Regions from separate parts of the Homo sapiens genome. Here region 2 is linked to region 1. The links are chromatin contacts, found by Hi-C or POLR2A ChIA-PET in ENCODE. All regions are on one chromosome and are shown on one strand. Each heading gives the region's core, a stretch centred on a gene start or an enhancer-like site at or near the end of the contact. The rest is flanking DNA. Distances are from core to core; before and after follow the strand shown. Region 1 has its middle 110 kb from the start of ROBO1. Region 2 has its middle 170 kb from the start of ROBO1.

Region 1 (7,822 bases), core at 1,336-3,835:
TCTTCCTAAAACACAAAATAACTGAACTTAAATTTCCTAAAACGTAAACACAAAATTGATACAAAAAGTTGGCCTTTGGATGGATTTTTCGGTGTGGACATTTTTATTAGCTGTTAGAAGCGACAAGACTCTAACCAACCCAACCAACATTTTTTACAAGAGCAGGAAAACCAGAAAGTGATGTGGCTGAGGATTTCACATGAGTGAGAAGCAGCAAAAAAAAAAAAAAAAAAGAAAAACAAAATTCCTAGCATATTTTGATGAATTTCTTAAAATACAGTTTGAATAAAAATAAAGAAAAATATTAAATACAATAAAGCTACCCAATGGATATATGACACCTTTTCCTGACAACCCCTTTTTATGAAAATGCACTTCCTGAAGAGACAGGCCACCTGGTATCACACAGAATTCCCACATGGACTTTGTTAAGTGGTGGCATAGGATCATAGGATCATAAAGAATTTTTTGCTGAAAGTTTTTTATAAAATGCTAAATTTGGTTCTCACAACTGAATAAAGGGAAATGTACACATTTTCAAATATTCAAAAATATTCAATAAATTAAGCTGTAAAGTTATGCAACCATACACATCCAAATTCTTCTGAAACCAAAATAAATATAACAAGGGAAAATATGCTTTTGAATTATTTCTGCAGGAATCCTGTCTCAATGTAAGATATAGATTGGAATAACCCTGATGGTGCTTAGCACGAACTCTAAATATTTTGTTAGGTTGCTAACTAGAGTGGGAAAAATATAAAAAATAAACTTGGAATTCTATCTCTTTGGACATATGTATTCTAATTAATATATAGACATGCGCCTCAGCTGTAGTAAGATTATCAACGTAATCTAAATAGTTTTTTTATAATTTCATTCTTTGCACAGGGTGTTTTCTCAGCTTAGAATAATGTCCTTAGAGCAATGGTTCCCATGGAAAGCTTGACCACCTGCAAAATCGACTAATGTGAACCCACTACAAAATAAATTTCTTATTATTTTATTTAATTACATCTCAGAAATTCACATTAGAATATAAGGTTACTGAGGTCGAGGACCACAACTAATTCATCTTTATACTCCCAAGTCTAGTAAAGTTATCAATGTTATCCTAACCCTCCAATGTTTCCTGAATGAATAAGTACAAGGAATACAGATCTTAAATTAATACTCGATTGTGATTGTTGGTTCAGGTTTTCCATGAGAGTTCAGTCCCAGAGCAGTAAGTTAAAATTCCCACTTGTATCAGGATACGCTAACGTGTGATGCAGTATTCAAATGCAAAAGTCTTGATGACTTAAAATAAAGAAGGTTTGTTTCTCAGTCATGCCTTATTTCTATCGTGGTTGGCAGAGGTCTCTGTTAATTGTGGTCAGTAAAGGGTCCAGGCTGATGGTGTGGTCAGTGTTTTAATAGTGCCCGTTATCATGCCAGAGAGAGAGAATGATTAGTTACAAATTAGCTTTAAAAGCTTCTCTCTACAGCTACTAACAGCACTTCACACATTTTGCTGGCCAAAACAAATTAAAAAGCCAAATTCAATTCCAAGAGTAGAGAATTCCAAAGGAAGGGAGGAATCCTACCATGTGCCTAAAAAAGAAAAGCTGGGAATATTTGGCTAATAGCAGTAATGATTATTCCAACAAAGTTTTTCAAAGGTTTATAGGATCAGAATATAGTAGTCTATCACCATCTCTCATATTTCCAAAAATGGTATGTTGTGGTGGTGCTAGGCGTGGGAAGGGTCAATATTTTGTGAGAAATGCTGAGTAATGATTTTAATGCTGGAGGAGTTTTAACCAGATAAAAATGTTGTTGCTAAGGTTATCATAGATAAAATGCACATTTGTGTAACATGAGAGCTAGCTTAAGATATGACAAATGCATCTCCCATGCTGCTTTGTGATGCTTTGCATATTTTGAGTTATAATTGAATCTTTTGAATCTAGGGTCATATTTATACCTACATATAGCATCTCACTTCAAGCCCAAGCCAAAGAAAGACCTACAGCAGCAACCTGTACATAATTGGTGGCAATCAGTAAATTTTGCTTGTTCTTACTGCTCATATAGAACTCATTCAGAGTTCACATACAACTCTTACTACATTTTATTAAAATCTTAAGCATAATATTAAACAAGTTTTAGTTGAAAATTCTTGTTCCTCTTATGTCCAGGTTTAGAACTATAAGATTACAGAATTAGATATCCCTGTGGCCTTACTTCAAAAGAATTGAAAAGTAAACATACAGGATATATACAAAAAAATGTATGTTTTCAGGTAACATTTGTACCAAGAAAGAGATCTTCAACGTAGATTTTTGGCATCATATCTAATAAAGACTATGAATTGTTAATAATAATTATTATTTTATTCATATCATTAGTAAGTATATCTTTATACTTATTTTATTTTGAAGTCAAACAATTATTTCTTTGAGTGGTTGTGATTTTAAAGGGCATGGGATACTGAAGTCTGAAGACATCTTTATTTAAAGTATACCCATGTTTTTAAATGCCTTGTTGAAGTGAGTTACATTCTGGAAAAGAATTCTCAGGGCATATGCAGGTCAAATCCCTCTTACGTGCACCATTGCAATAAAAAGTTTATCATAACAAAAAGTTCATGTAAGTGCTGGCTGGTAGCCTATGTTAACAGAGTCCTGCATATCTAGCAAAAATGAATTCCCCAGCACTGAGTAAGAGTTCCAGAAGATTTTATCTCCAAAAGTCATACTAATTTTTAATTGCCCAAAGATTTATTCTTTATTATGAGATTTTTGACTCTTTTATTTCATTGAGCAATTGTTCATTTTTTTTCTGTGAGATGTATTGGTGAACTACCTGATTCCCAGAATTTTTTCTTTCTTTCTGTAATATTTCATATTCTTGAGATCCAGGAGGTTCAGGGAAGGAAGTACATACTATCTGTGTCCTAAGGTAAAGATTCCATACATTGCTGAGATTTCAGAGACTACTGCTTTCTATAGTTGAATTATTGTATTACAATAAACAATATTTAGTGAATAGTGAGTATCAGGTATTTATTTTTTCAGAGATCAAAAATATTAATACTGTTGAGCTAGGGCCTACCCACCCGCCTGCATACACACATAATGTACTAAGTATAAAGAGGTAAGCTTCACTTCCCTAGTAGAATGGTGGTATAAAATAAAGGCCTCCCAACTCTTTCTTTCCTATTTGCATGGGGGATAAGGGTGGCAGAGGTTGTATACAACCATCTATGGCTTCTGGGAATTCGTACTATGTTGGGACACAGCAAAATATGTGGTCTTATACATAAGGTCTTGGTGATATTCTATGGAAAGTCAATGGGGACTTGAGGATAAATGAGTGTACTGCTAAAATGAGTGCACTGATAAAATTATCAGTTACCAGATTCATGACATGGAGATGTGAGGACAGGGGAAGGAGGTGGCAAAGAAATTTAGAAGGGACCTGATTGTTTGCCAGACTTAGAAGTTTGAATGCCCACAAATCACAAAGATGTCAGAGATCAGATTCAGTGAGAGTAAGGGAGTGGGGAAGTAGAAGGACAGGAGATGATGGTGTGAGAGGGACCTATAGAGAAAGGTTTTGGAAGTGAATGAATATTACATGGTAATAACGCAGCCATGCTAGTAAGCAGCTCAGGCATGGTGACTGCAGAGAACACTGGGACTGGGCAACTGAGAATCCAGTGGAATAAAAGGAATGTAAAAATTATGAAGCTATTTTTTTGAGCAAAATTTATGACTAACAGTAATTACAGTTACTACATGTTGGGAAGCAGATTAAAAGTGGAAAAATTTACACTAACAACAGGTAGAGTTTAGGTTGAATAATTCTTACCTCAATCATACTTAGCTTCCATGACAAATGCTCCTAGTTGCCTACTTGATATTTGTTTCCTCATCCTTCTTTTCTAAGAGAACTGTGATTTGTGTGCAAATGTGTGACAGTATTCCGGTGTTCCCAGTTGTATGTACTCGCAGTGAGGCCTCTCCTAAGAGTTAAGGGTTCTCATCTGATATAGTCATCACCAGTGAGATTTCAGTGGAAATAGCCAGTTGTGTATTCCCGGTAACGATTTTTGTTTTTGTTTAAGAGAACTGACTTAGCTGGCTGCTAAGTGTGTGCTCCCCCAAAATTAATATGTTAAAATCCTATCCCCCTAATGTGATGGTATTAGGCAGTAGGGCGTTTGGTAGAAGAATATACCACAAGGGGTCCACACTTATGAATGAAATTAGTGCCCTATGAAAGAGACTTGGAGTTTGCCCCTTCCATCATGGGAGGATGCAATGAGAAGACGGCTGCCTATCAAGAATGGGAGCCTTACCAGACTAATGTGGCCATGCTTTGACGTCAGACTTTCCAGCCTCCAGAATTATGAAAAATAAATTCCTGGTATATTGTATTCTGGTAAAGCAGCCTGAACACACCAAGGCACTGACACTGCCAGTCTTTTTCTTTTGTCTTTTGTCCTTGATTCTTTTAACTGCATGGAGCAAGAATGCAATCTCTAGACATGAAGTTGCCAACTTTTGAACATCAAAATGAAGGCCTTAAATTAAAGATATCTGAGCAGAGATAGGTAAAGAGCCTGGACTTGGATGGTTTGGAGAAGTCACTTTATTATCATCCCTGGATTTTCTCACTATGTGATAAAATTTATCCCTATGCGATTAAGCCCCTATAGACAGGTTTCTGCTATAGGCAGCCAAACATGATCCTTAATTGGAAAAGCATCCAGTTGCAATGATGTTGCTATGGAACAGTTATGTCTTAAGGAATGAAACCCTGACTCTTCAGATGACTGACGTGACCTAATGGTGAACTCACCGATTTAAAAACAGGGCAGTAGTTGGCTGCTATCCTGCCATTTCAAATCTGGCTCTTCAGGTGTTCAGGAATATTCATAATCAAAAGAACGTTAATTTATTTATGAAAATCTATACTATGCTACTCAGTTTTCTTAAAATGTTATTGTTCTGTGAAATTGATCCTCAGGTTAATTTGGAGGGGTAAATAACTTGCCAGGTCAAAGTTTGAATAAATTAGAAAATGAAAGGCAGCATATGTTCTAAAAAATCTGAAAATTAGTTGCAAAGTCACAGTTAATTTAATTATCTGGTCTTACTGCCTTGGAATAATAATGCAAAATGAGAATTATAATAAAATTAGCCTCAAATATAGTCCATGGAAAATTTTAAGACATGATTTGGTTATCTACTTTAAATATAACTTTTAAAATCAAAGATATAATTTTAATGATAATAATCTATTTCATAAAGCCACATTTCCATTTCTATTGTGCAACCTAATGGAACACATTTGTTATCTACCACTATATTACATACTTTCATTGAATATTTTCAAATACAAATATGCAGACTAAAGATATAGAAAATAATGTGCAAATACAGAGTTGAATAAAACCTCTTATATAAATATGGTTGAAATACCGAGTAATGTATAATTATTCCAAGAAGCATAAGTAGGCAGATCTGGTATTTTCTTGAGTATGGCTATATAAACTGTGGAAATGCATGGTATGCACACAATTTAAAATGTTTACTTGTAAGACATCTCTGCTTCTAGGGTTTAAACACTACGCCAGGTCCAGTTTGAGTTACCTTTGGAAGAAAAAATAGAACTTCCTATTCTGTACAAATTTCAGGCCACTAATCTGCCTATTAATTATATTAAACACACACATGCATACGCATACACAAGAGCCCGTGGTTTATTGTTCCCAAAACTCTGTTTACAAATTAAAGAATTTTCTGGTAGGATTCAGAATGATTTATGTCCATTAAATTGACTTGGTAACCACCAAGCATCATCTAATTTAGAGTCCTTAGAATTGACAGTTAAATAAAACGAATGTTATTGAAGGTATTTTTCATAAAGTAAGCCTTCTTGCCTAGATAAAATCTCTTATTATCCATTTTGGATCTTACCTATCTTAGTAAAATACGATCATATTAAATTCCAAAGTCCAAGATGGGTTTTGCACATACATTGTAGTTTCTAAAGTCTTTCTAAAAAAAATCTCAATCCATGAAAAGATATGGAGGAACCATGAATGCATATTACTAATGTAAAAAAAAGGCTAATGTAAAAAAGCTACATACTGTATGATTCCAAATATATGACATTATGGAAAGAACAAATCTATGGAGACAGTAAAAAGATATTTGCCAGCAGTTTCACGGAAGGAGGATAAATAGGCTGAGCACAAAGGAGGGGCAGTGAAATTATTTTGTATGATGCTATAATGGTAGATATATGTCAGTACATATGAGTCAAAATCCATAAGAACGGACAACACTGAGAGTGAACTCTTTGGGTGATATTGGTATGTGGATGTGGGTTCACTGATTGTTAAAAAATGTACCACTCTGGTGAAGGATGTGTGGCACAGACCTGTAGCGGCAGTGTAGGGGATATATAAGAATTTTGTATTTCTTGCTTGAAGCTGCTCCAAAAATAGTAATTTAAAAAAAAATTACTAAAGCTTATATTTTCACCAGCAGCATTTGATATGAAAACAACTAATTGAAAATTTGGGATGTAACAAGCGCATTATACCTGTAGTTTTTCTTTGGTCCAATGGCCTCAAGTCAAAATCTGTTTAAGTAGATAAATAAGAACCCCTCCTCAAAAATAAACAAAAAAAAGATCACTCAGACACTACTTCCTTACGCCATTTTACCTTTTGACACAGCATGAAAAAGCATTTGAAACTTTTTTAAACATGTGGCTCTATTGATATATAATAGTTGTACATATTTTGGAGTACATGTGATATTTTGATACTTGTATACTTAAAATGTGTAATGACCAATCAAGGTAATTGGGATATTCATTGCCTCTTATCTTTTCTTGTGTTGGGAACATTACAAATCTTATCATCTAGGTACTTTGAAATATGTATGTAATAAAGTATTACTAGCTATAATCTCCTTACTGTACTATTGAATAGTAGAACCTATTTCTTCTATCTAAGTGTATTTTTGTATCCCTTAACCAACTTCTTTTCTTCCCTACCTCTCTTCCTCTTCTCAGGCTCTGGTTACCACGATTCTACTCTTCTACTTCCATTAGGTCCACTTTTTCAGCTCCCTCATAGGATGGAAAACATGTGATATTTGTCTTTGTGTTTCTGGCTTATTACACTTAACATAATTGCTTCTATATTGCTGAAAATGACAACATTTCATTCTTTTTTATGGCTCAACAATATTCCATTATGTAAACATACCACATTGTCTTTATTCATTTGTTGATGATATTTAATTACATTTTCATTCATTTAGTAACTGTCTCTCCTAGTAAAACTTGAGCAAATCACAGGAGATCTGGGACTTGGGCTATATTGATCACTGATGTGTAGGCTTTGCACTTAACATATTGCCCAGCACGTTAAGTGTTTCAAAGTATCTGGGGACTATTATATCACTGATGACTTGTGTTTGATTAAAATATGTATTTGGAGGCTGAGCATGGTGGCTTACGCCTGTAACCCTGGCACTTTGGGAGGCCAAGGCAGGCAGATCACCTGAGGTGGGGAGTTCGAGACCAGCCTGACCAACATGGAGAAACCCTGTCTCTACTAAAAATACAAAATTAGCTGGTCATGGTGGCACATGCCTGTAATCCCAGCTACTTGGGAGGCTGAGGCAAGAGAATCGCTTGAACCTGGGAGGCGGAGGTTGCAGTGAGCCGAGATTGCACCATTGCACTCCAGCCTGGGCAACAAGAGTGAAACTCTTGTCTCTCTCTTTCTCTCTCAATCTCTCTCTCTCTCTCT
Region 2 (7,822 bases), core at 3,805-6,304, 65 kb after region 1:
TTGTGGGTAGAATATAATGTAAACTTTCTGAATCATGATCCTCCATGGTTTTTCACGCTTTCAGGTGATTAGGATGAAAGCAATGACAACAATCTTGAAAGCTGTATGTTAAAGATGGCAGAGCTTCTGTCAGCCTGAACCAGCAGTAACTGCATAGAAAGAACTGCTACTGGCCAGGCGCGGTGGCTCACGCCTGTAATCCCAGCACTTTGGGAGGCCAAGGCGGGCAGATCATGAGGTCAAGAGATCGAGACCATCTGGCCAACATGGTGAAGCCCCATCTCTACTAAAAACACAAAAATTAGCAGGGCGTGGTGGCACACGCCTGTAGTCCCAGCTACTTGGGAGGCTGAGGCAGGAGAATCACTTGAGCTCAGCAGGTGGAGGTTATAGGGAGCCAAGATCGTGCCAGACTCTATCTAAACAACAACAACAACAGCAGCAACAACAACAACAAAAAAGAACTGCTACTGCAGTAGAACCTCCACCTGTATTACATGAGAGAAAAAAATAAAATCAGTTTTCTAAACCACAGAATTTTGACAATCTGTTTGTTAATGCAACTCAGCAAACCCTAACTAATATGCACATGCAATTATAGTAACACTGTCAATAATAATAATCTCTAACATCATATTCTGCCCTAGGCAAAATACTAAGATTTTTACATGCAGTATTTTTTTGTGTTTATTCCAGTAACTCACCGTTGGGATTATTATTTCCAGATGACAATTAGATGGCATTAAGAATGTGCACAAATCTTGTATCTAATAAATGAAATGTAAGATTCTTATTCCTAACAAGATAGAATTCTCCTGTCTAAACTTTTTATTAATTTATAAATACAATAGTAATGAACTTTCTCATATATTTCATATTTTTTTCAATTGAGTATTTGTAATAAAATTACTGGATCAATAGCAAGAAACCCATTTAAGGCTTTGGGGACAGATCAAATTAATTTCTAGAAAGGTTAAGCAAATTTTCACTTTTCTAAAAAGTATAGAACTTGCATGTCTCTTCACTAAGTGCCATAATTTTGAATATTACTTATTTAAATATGACAATATCTATATATTTATTTTTTCATTCTCCTCCCACTCCGATTCCAGTTCTAAGTCCTGTTCCTAACAGCACTATCTAACATTGACGGGTAGCTTTAATTGGACAGTCACTGTTCTGAAGACTTGACATTCATATATTATTTCATTGTATCACCACAGTATTACTTCAGAAACAATAAAATGAATTGTTGATAAGTTTTAACATTTGTATTTTGTACTTATTCTTGACTAATTTTTATTTGTGAAACCTCTAATCACAATTTAAAAAACTTTATCACTGCCCAATATGTCATTTTCTATCTTTTATACCTTATTTTTACTGTACCTTTTCTATGTTTAAGTATGCTTAGATACACAAACACCATTATATTACAACTGCCAACAGTATTCAGTAAAGTAACATACTGTACAGGTTTGTAGTCTAGGAGTAGTAGGCTACACCATATAGCCTAGACCTGTAGTAGGGTTTATTATGTGGTTTGGCTCTGTGTTCCCACCCAAATCTCATTTAATTATAATCCCCACATGTTGAAGGAGGGGCCTGTAATCCTCACATGTATAGAGTGGGAAGTGATGATTGAATTATGGGCCATTTTCACCACACTGTTCTACTGATGGTGAGTGAATTCTCATGGGATCTGATGGTTTTAAAAGAGGCAGTGTTTTCCTGCACTCTCACTTCTCTCTCTCCTTCTTCTATGTAAGATGCACCTGCCTCCCCTTCTGCCATGATTGTAAGTTTCCTGAGGCCTCCCCAGCCATGGAGAACTGTGAGTCAATTAAACCTCTTCTCTTTATAAATTACCCAGTCTCAGGTATTTCTTTATAGCAGTGTGGAAAACAGATAAATACAGTATACCACCTAGTTTTATGCACATAAGTACACTCTACGATGACAGGATAAAGATGAAATTGCCTGATAACACATTTCTCAGAATATATCCCCATCCTGTCATTAAGTGATGCAAGACTGTATAAAGATACTTCATCCAGCCAGGCGTGGTGTATCACGCTTATAATTCTAGCATTTTGTGAGGCCAAGGTGGGTGGATCACCTGAGGTCAGGAGTTCAAGACCAGCCTGGCCAACATGGTGAAACCCAGTCTCTACTAAAATACAAAAATTAGCCAGGCATGATGGCAGGTGCTTGTAATCCCAGCTACTTGGGAGGCTGAGATGACAGAATTGCTTGAACCCAGGAGATGGTTGTTGTAGTGAGCCGAGATTTGCCACGGCACTTCAGCCAATGTGGCCGAGTGAGACCCTGTCTCAAAAAAAAAAAAAAAAAAAAAAAAAAAAAACTTTATCCAAAGATTAAATATTCCCTTATATTTCCTCTTATAATTTATAGTTTTTTTAACACTAATTTGACTGAAATATTATTTTTGAATGGTTTCACCTCATAACTTAAAGAACTAAACATTGTTACACCTTGTATTTCTAGAAAGATAAAGCACTATATATCATTTTCTTTCTCATATGGAAATAAAATGGCAACCCTATTATTGTGTATTTAAATTAAACTGTATTATCAAGTATCAGGTGATTGCGAGTAACTATTATACGGGTAAATAAATAATTTTCATTGCTGTCCTCATGTACCTTGATTTATTTTTAGTATTATTGGGATTTTAATTTTAATGGTATAATAGAAGAAATGACAAATATGATTTGATTAATGTATTAGTCTTTTCTCATGCTGCTATAGAGAACTGCCTGAGACTTGGCAATTTATAAAGAAAAGAGATTTAATTGACTCACAGTTCCACATGGCTTGGGAGGCCTCAGGAAACTTACAATCATGGAGGAAGCCACCTCTTTACAGGGCAGCAGGAGAGAGAATGAGTTTCGGCAGGGGAAATGCCAGATGCTTATAAAACCATCCAATCTCATGAGAACTCACTCACTATCATGAGAATAGCATGGGGGAACACCTCCCCCATGATTCAGTTACCTCCACCTGCTCCTGCCCTTGACACATGGGGATTATTACAACTCAAGGTGAGATTTGGGTGGGGACACAGCCAAACCATATCAATTAATAAACCTATTATAGTCAGTTATTTGATAAGCTTTCTATTCATTTTTATGAGGAACATTGCGTATGACTGTTGGTTAAATTATTCTTGGTTAGAAGTAACAAAATTAAAATGTGTAGCATCACCTATAGAGTCTCTTTATGTAAATCACAAAAAATCCAGGAATAGTGAGAATAATCTGACTGCCCCCTGTCAGTGATGGAGCAATCTGGGTGACCCTAAAAGCCGTATTGATGTCAGGATCAATAATCACCTCCTAAATATCAGATCAGCTGAATTCTGGTTCCCACCAGCCAATACTTCAGTCATGAAACTGGACTATGTTTTAATCAGAGATTGGTAACTTTGATTTCAAGGAAAGAAAACAAATTGTTTCCCAATGTTTACCTTAACTATGTCTTAGGTTTATATTTATCCCCACATCTGAAATACGTAGAGTGATGAAACTCTAAACTATATATTACAACCTTCTGTTTAAAGCACTATATTGTTTTATTACAATGGCGATTTCACAAATACTTTTCTTGAACAACGTCTTAATCAGATCATCTCCATCTCATCTTTGCCTAGCTCATGGGCTCTGAGAGGTAAATAATTATTTTTTTTTTAGACTAATGATATTGGTATATATAGGTCATTTTGTTTTACAAGTTCAAATAAATTTTAGTTTTCTGATAAATGAGAATACTTGTAAATAAACTATGAATATGCTCTCTCAAATACTGTAATTTACACATTGCTAGAATAAGAAAATGGATATTACCATTTTTATGAATTCATTAAACCAATAGGTGGCTGCTATATTGTTCATATCTTTCTATTGAAATATAGTCTGTGTAAAAACTAATGTTACTAAAGCTAGAATTCTCCATACAACATTATTTATTCATACATGAAATTGGAAGAAGTTACCCCTTAAGGACCATACCCTGTGGCCTAATATTTACTCCAGATAGCAGAGCAGAATGAAATAATTATCAAAGCACAATAGAAAATGTATGTTATTTTTTTCTTTTTTTAATGCTGTTGGAGCTGAGGGTCAGGAATAAATCTGAAAACAAAGCAGAAAGAAATGCAATGCTATTATTTCCAAGGATTAATATTAATTTGTTACTGAGTATGATTAAGAAAATAACTTTACAGATAAAGTAATATAACTGAAATTAATAAACATTTAGTAATTATGCTAATTTGTAATGAAGAGTAAAGAAATGACTAGAGGCCAAATGTGATAAACCAAATAATTGTGTAATATACGGATACTGAGGGGAGGTAGAATTAAAGTATGTTCTCCCTTCAAATCTCAATAGTTTTATGAGTATATTTCGCCTAGATAAATTTGGTTTTGCCTTTTTAATGTCTTTTAAATTAGTTTAACATATGACAAATTTTAATTTACTGTAAATATGACTCTTCTCATTTATCCTCAGAGAATTGATTTCATGCTAGATTATTAAGCTAAATCATAATGTTCGTCATCCTTAAACATTTATAAAAGGTACTAATCTAAAATAGCAGGAGTTATTTGCAGTGAAATAGATAATTCCAAACATAAATTGCATCTTGAAGTTTGAGATATTAGGTCCTTTTTTAATGGTGTAAATTTGACTAAAACTTTTTTTTGAACTTGCTGTCAAGAAGCATATTTGTAAAATTGTGTTCATATGAAGGCACCAAACATTTCAAATTATTTTTCAGGACATTTCATGTTATAAATGACACAAAAATAACTCCAATTGGGTTAAAGGGGAAGTAATATTTACTGGTTCAATCAACTATATAGCTAGGAGAGCTAACTTCACTTAACTTCTATACAATGGCTCAAACAATGGCTCTCTGCTGGTAGGCCCTAATCTCCAGTTACCCAGCTGAGGATAAGGCCTCTCCAATGTGTTAGCTAAGTGGCTGCAGCAGTTTCGTACTACACATTCTTCCATGAAAGAGCTTGGTCTCTCTCACTGAATTACCTGTGGAATGTGGGTGTGTCTCCTGACATCTCCAACCAAGATCTCACTGTTTCTCAATGACCAGGAAATATGATCTGTTGATTGGCTTAAACAAATTATGACACATTCTTGGAGCTGAAAACACAATAATTCTCACATGAATAACATAGATAAGAAAGGGGGAGGAGCAAATTTCTCAAAGAAAAGTCCTGTGGATGAGAGAAGAGAGAAAAGGAGAGCCAAGGAGCACTTGTCTATGATAAGTAATACTTTAAGTGGAACTGGTGGATTTGAGTAAGTGCAGCTAATGATACATAATCAAAATGCATTAATATATATAATTTAAGAACATGTCTTTCCCTCCACCCCATTCCACCTAGGTCTTGGTTGCTGGTGGGTTCCTGGCTTCTTAGAAGAGAATATAGCTCATTTACCCTGTACTCATCCATTTACTCAGTGCAGTTACTGATCCCTCTGAGATTGGAGTATCTGGAGAGAGCGAGAGAAGGGAAGGAAATATTCTCCCCTAACTGAAACCCTTTTAAGATTTCTCAGGCCCTTTGGTAATGGCAGATGCTTGAAATTCAGTCTTGGAACCTTTGATGATGTCATGAAATCTTCAGAGGGCTCTTGCTGGATCAGAAAGCAACACCCACGGGTAAGGGGCTTCCCTTAGCTCTTGATTGTCAAGTGTTCTCCTCACATCCACTGATAGAAATTCTCTTGATTCAAATTCAATTTTAAATGACTCTAGACTGACTGCATGTTTGGCCCACACATGAGGAACACATTGCTACAAACTTTACTTTGCCATTGTTGGAAGGGCGGGTACTTCTCAGATGTAAGTCCCTGTTTTGTCTCTGCCCAGCTGCTCAGGCTAATAACCATATCCTCATATTAAGATTTCTCTGGATAACTCCTATGTAGCCATTCAGTATGCCTTGGTAGGAACTCATGAGTTATCCAAAGCCATTTCCTTAAAGTTTCTTCTACTAGCACTTCATCTCCCTTCTGAAAGAAGGTACAAAACATTAGCCCTCCCTCAAGACATTTCCACATAAATTCTTGTGACCCTTTTTGGACTCTGAGCGAGTGGTTCTAAGTGACAAGAAATACGTTTTAGTTTCTAGTAGTACTCCCTTTCTCCCCAGTATATTTTTAAACCTTCTGTTCAAGGTACTATATTGTTTTATTACAATGGTCATTTCACAAATACTTTTCTTGAGCAACATCTTAATCAGAACTTAATTGTCTTAATTCATAACTTAATTTGTTTTAAAACTAATTTTAGAATTTTAGTATTGGCTATCAAGGGCATTGCAGTTTAAATTTTTCAATTTAAATACTATAAAAATAGCCATACCTGCCTATATTATCAACACTTAATAAAAGTAAGTACTATCATCTACACTATTTCTTAAATTTTGATTTCTACAACAATTGGTCTGTTAAATGACACCTGACAAAATGTTGAAACGTTAGTCAGTACTAGCAGCTATTTATTGAGTTCTTATTATATGAAAGCCTCTTTTGAAAGTGGTTTACATGTGCTAATGTATTTAATCTTTTTTAGTGTTCCATGACATATATACAAGTTTAATTTTACAAATAATGGAGTGGAGGCAAAAAAAAGGTGAAATAATCTTGCCCCAAATTGCAGACTTAATATAATATGCAGACCTAGAATTTAAACTTAAGACGTCTGACTAGATCTACAATTCTTAACTAGCTATAGGATTTCTTTCTAAAGAGTTTCAAATGCTTGCATGTCTCAAAGAATTTTATGTTGCATAGAAAGCAATGTTGTAAGAGGGTTACTTTTGTGTAACAGATAAACTGGAAATCAAGAAAAAAGGGGGGTTAATCTGTGACCAAGTATGATATTAACATACTGTTTTCTTTCGCTCAAAAAAAAAGGGGAGTCTTTTCACTCGGAATTGCATATTTTACTGGCTATTTTACACTCTTTAAACTAATTGTCCTTGGTGGCTGCAGCTCTTAGAGGGAACAGTTTCTGGAGAGAATATAGGCAGTGACTCCTTTAGCACTGCTCCCCCACTGCTAAGTGAGTTTAAGGCGTAAGTGCAGACGGAGAACTCGCCTCAGTAGAAACACACCACACTCATACTTTTCCATGATACAAAGATTCATTTAGTGATAAAAACATAATTTAAAAACTCTGTCACAGGAAGTTAAATTTTTAAGTAAATGACAGCCTTACCATTTAAAAGGGCTCCGTGGCTGGAAGTTCCCAGTGATAAAACGTGTGTCATGCCACATGAGCCTTTCTTTCTCTACTTGCCCACAAGCTGCCATTAGGGTCATGTCATGCCATATTCTGCACACGGTGATTGTTTAACGTTGCACTCCGGTGTTGCACTAAGTACCATACCATTCATCCTAAATGACTCCCTTGAAAATTGCTTCTAAAAGTTTGTGCCAAAAATGCTCATGAGGTGAACAATTTACTATCCTTTAGCTATTAAGATACTGAAAACTGTCACTTCAGGAAATTGAATACTGTATACCCTGTAAAACATGTTGTTCTGAAGCTTTGCTTCAACAATTACTACTTATCATCTGTCAGCTTGTGAGTATTGTGGTTAGTCAGTTGTTAAATTTAATACTGCAATAACATTCTGATATGAGAAAAAGAGAAATACTGGAATCTCAGTGCAGTGATTTGAATCTGAACAAACTGAAGGTGTTCATATCTGTATTATTGTTTGTATTTTATAAATTCTTCATTGAGCTGTCAAGAAACTCAAGTTAT

Evidence for each region. Hi-C counts contacts between places; a loop is a spot of excess contacts on that map. ChIA-PET counts read pairs that join two places held with the same protein, here RNA polymerase II (POLR2A). Pooled maps may share reads with other maps.
Region 2: a map of PC-9 shows a loop between it and region 1 (10-fold over the local background). The contact joins two enhancer-like sites. A Hi-C loop is called at or near these places in 1 of 168 maps with a recorded cell type or tissue (PC-9) and 1 of 50 pooled maps. POLR2A ChIA-PET finds 5 or more read pairs at or near these places in 1 of 52 experiments (PC-9).

Annotation. Positions count from the first base shown.
Region 1 is chr3:79,870,031-79,877,852 of GRCh38, forward strand. No RefSeq gene overlaps it. Among named protein-coding and RNA genes, the nearest start is that of ROBO1, 110 kb to the left of the region's middle. Within about 2 kb of position 2,586, at least 3 of the 41 ENCODE cell types and tissues checked have a DNase peak (open chromatin) inside an H3K27ac peak, as active enhancers do; they include PC-9, where a contact is called at or near this core.
Region 2 is chr3:79,932,702-79,940,523 of GRCh38, forward strand. No RefSeq gene overlaps it. Among named protein-coding and RNA genes, the nearest start is that of ROBO1, 170 kb to the left of the region's middle. RefSeq lists an enhancer at 4,705-5,261. Within about 2 kb of position 5,055, at least 2 of the 41 ENCODE cell types and tissues checked have a DNase peak (open chromatin) inside an H3K27ac peak, as active enhancers do; they include PC-9, where a contact is called at or near this core.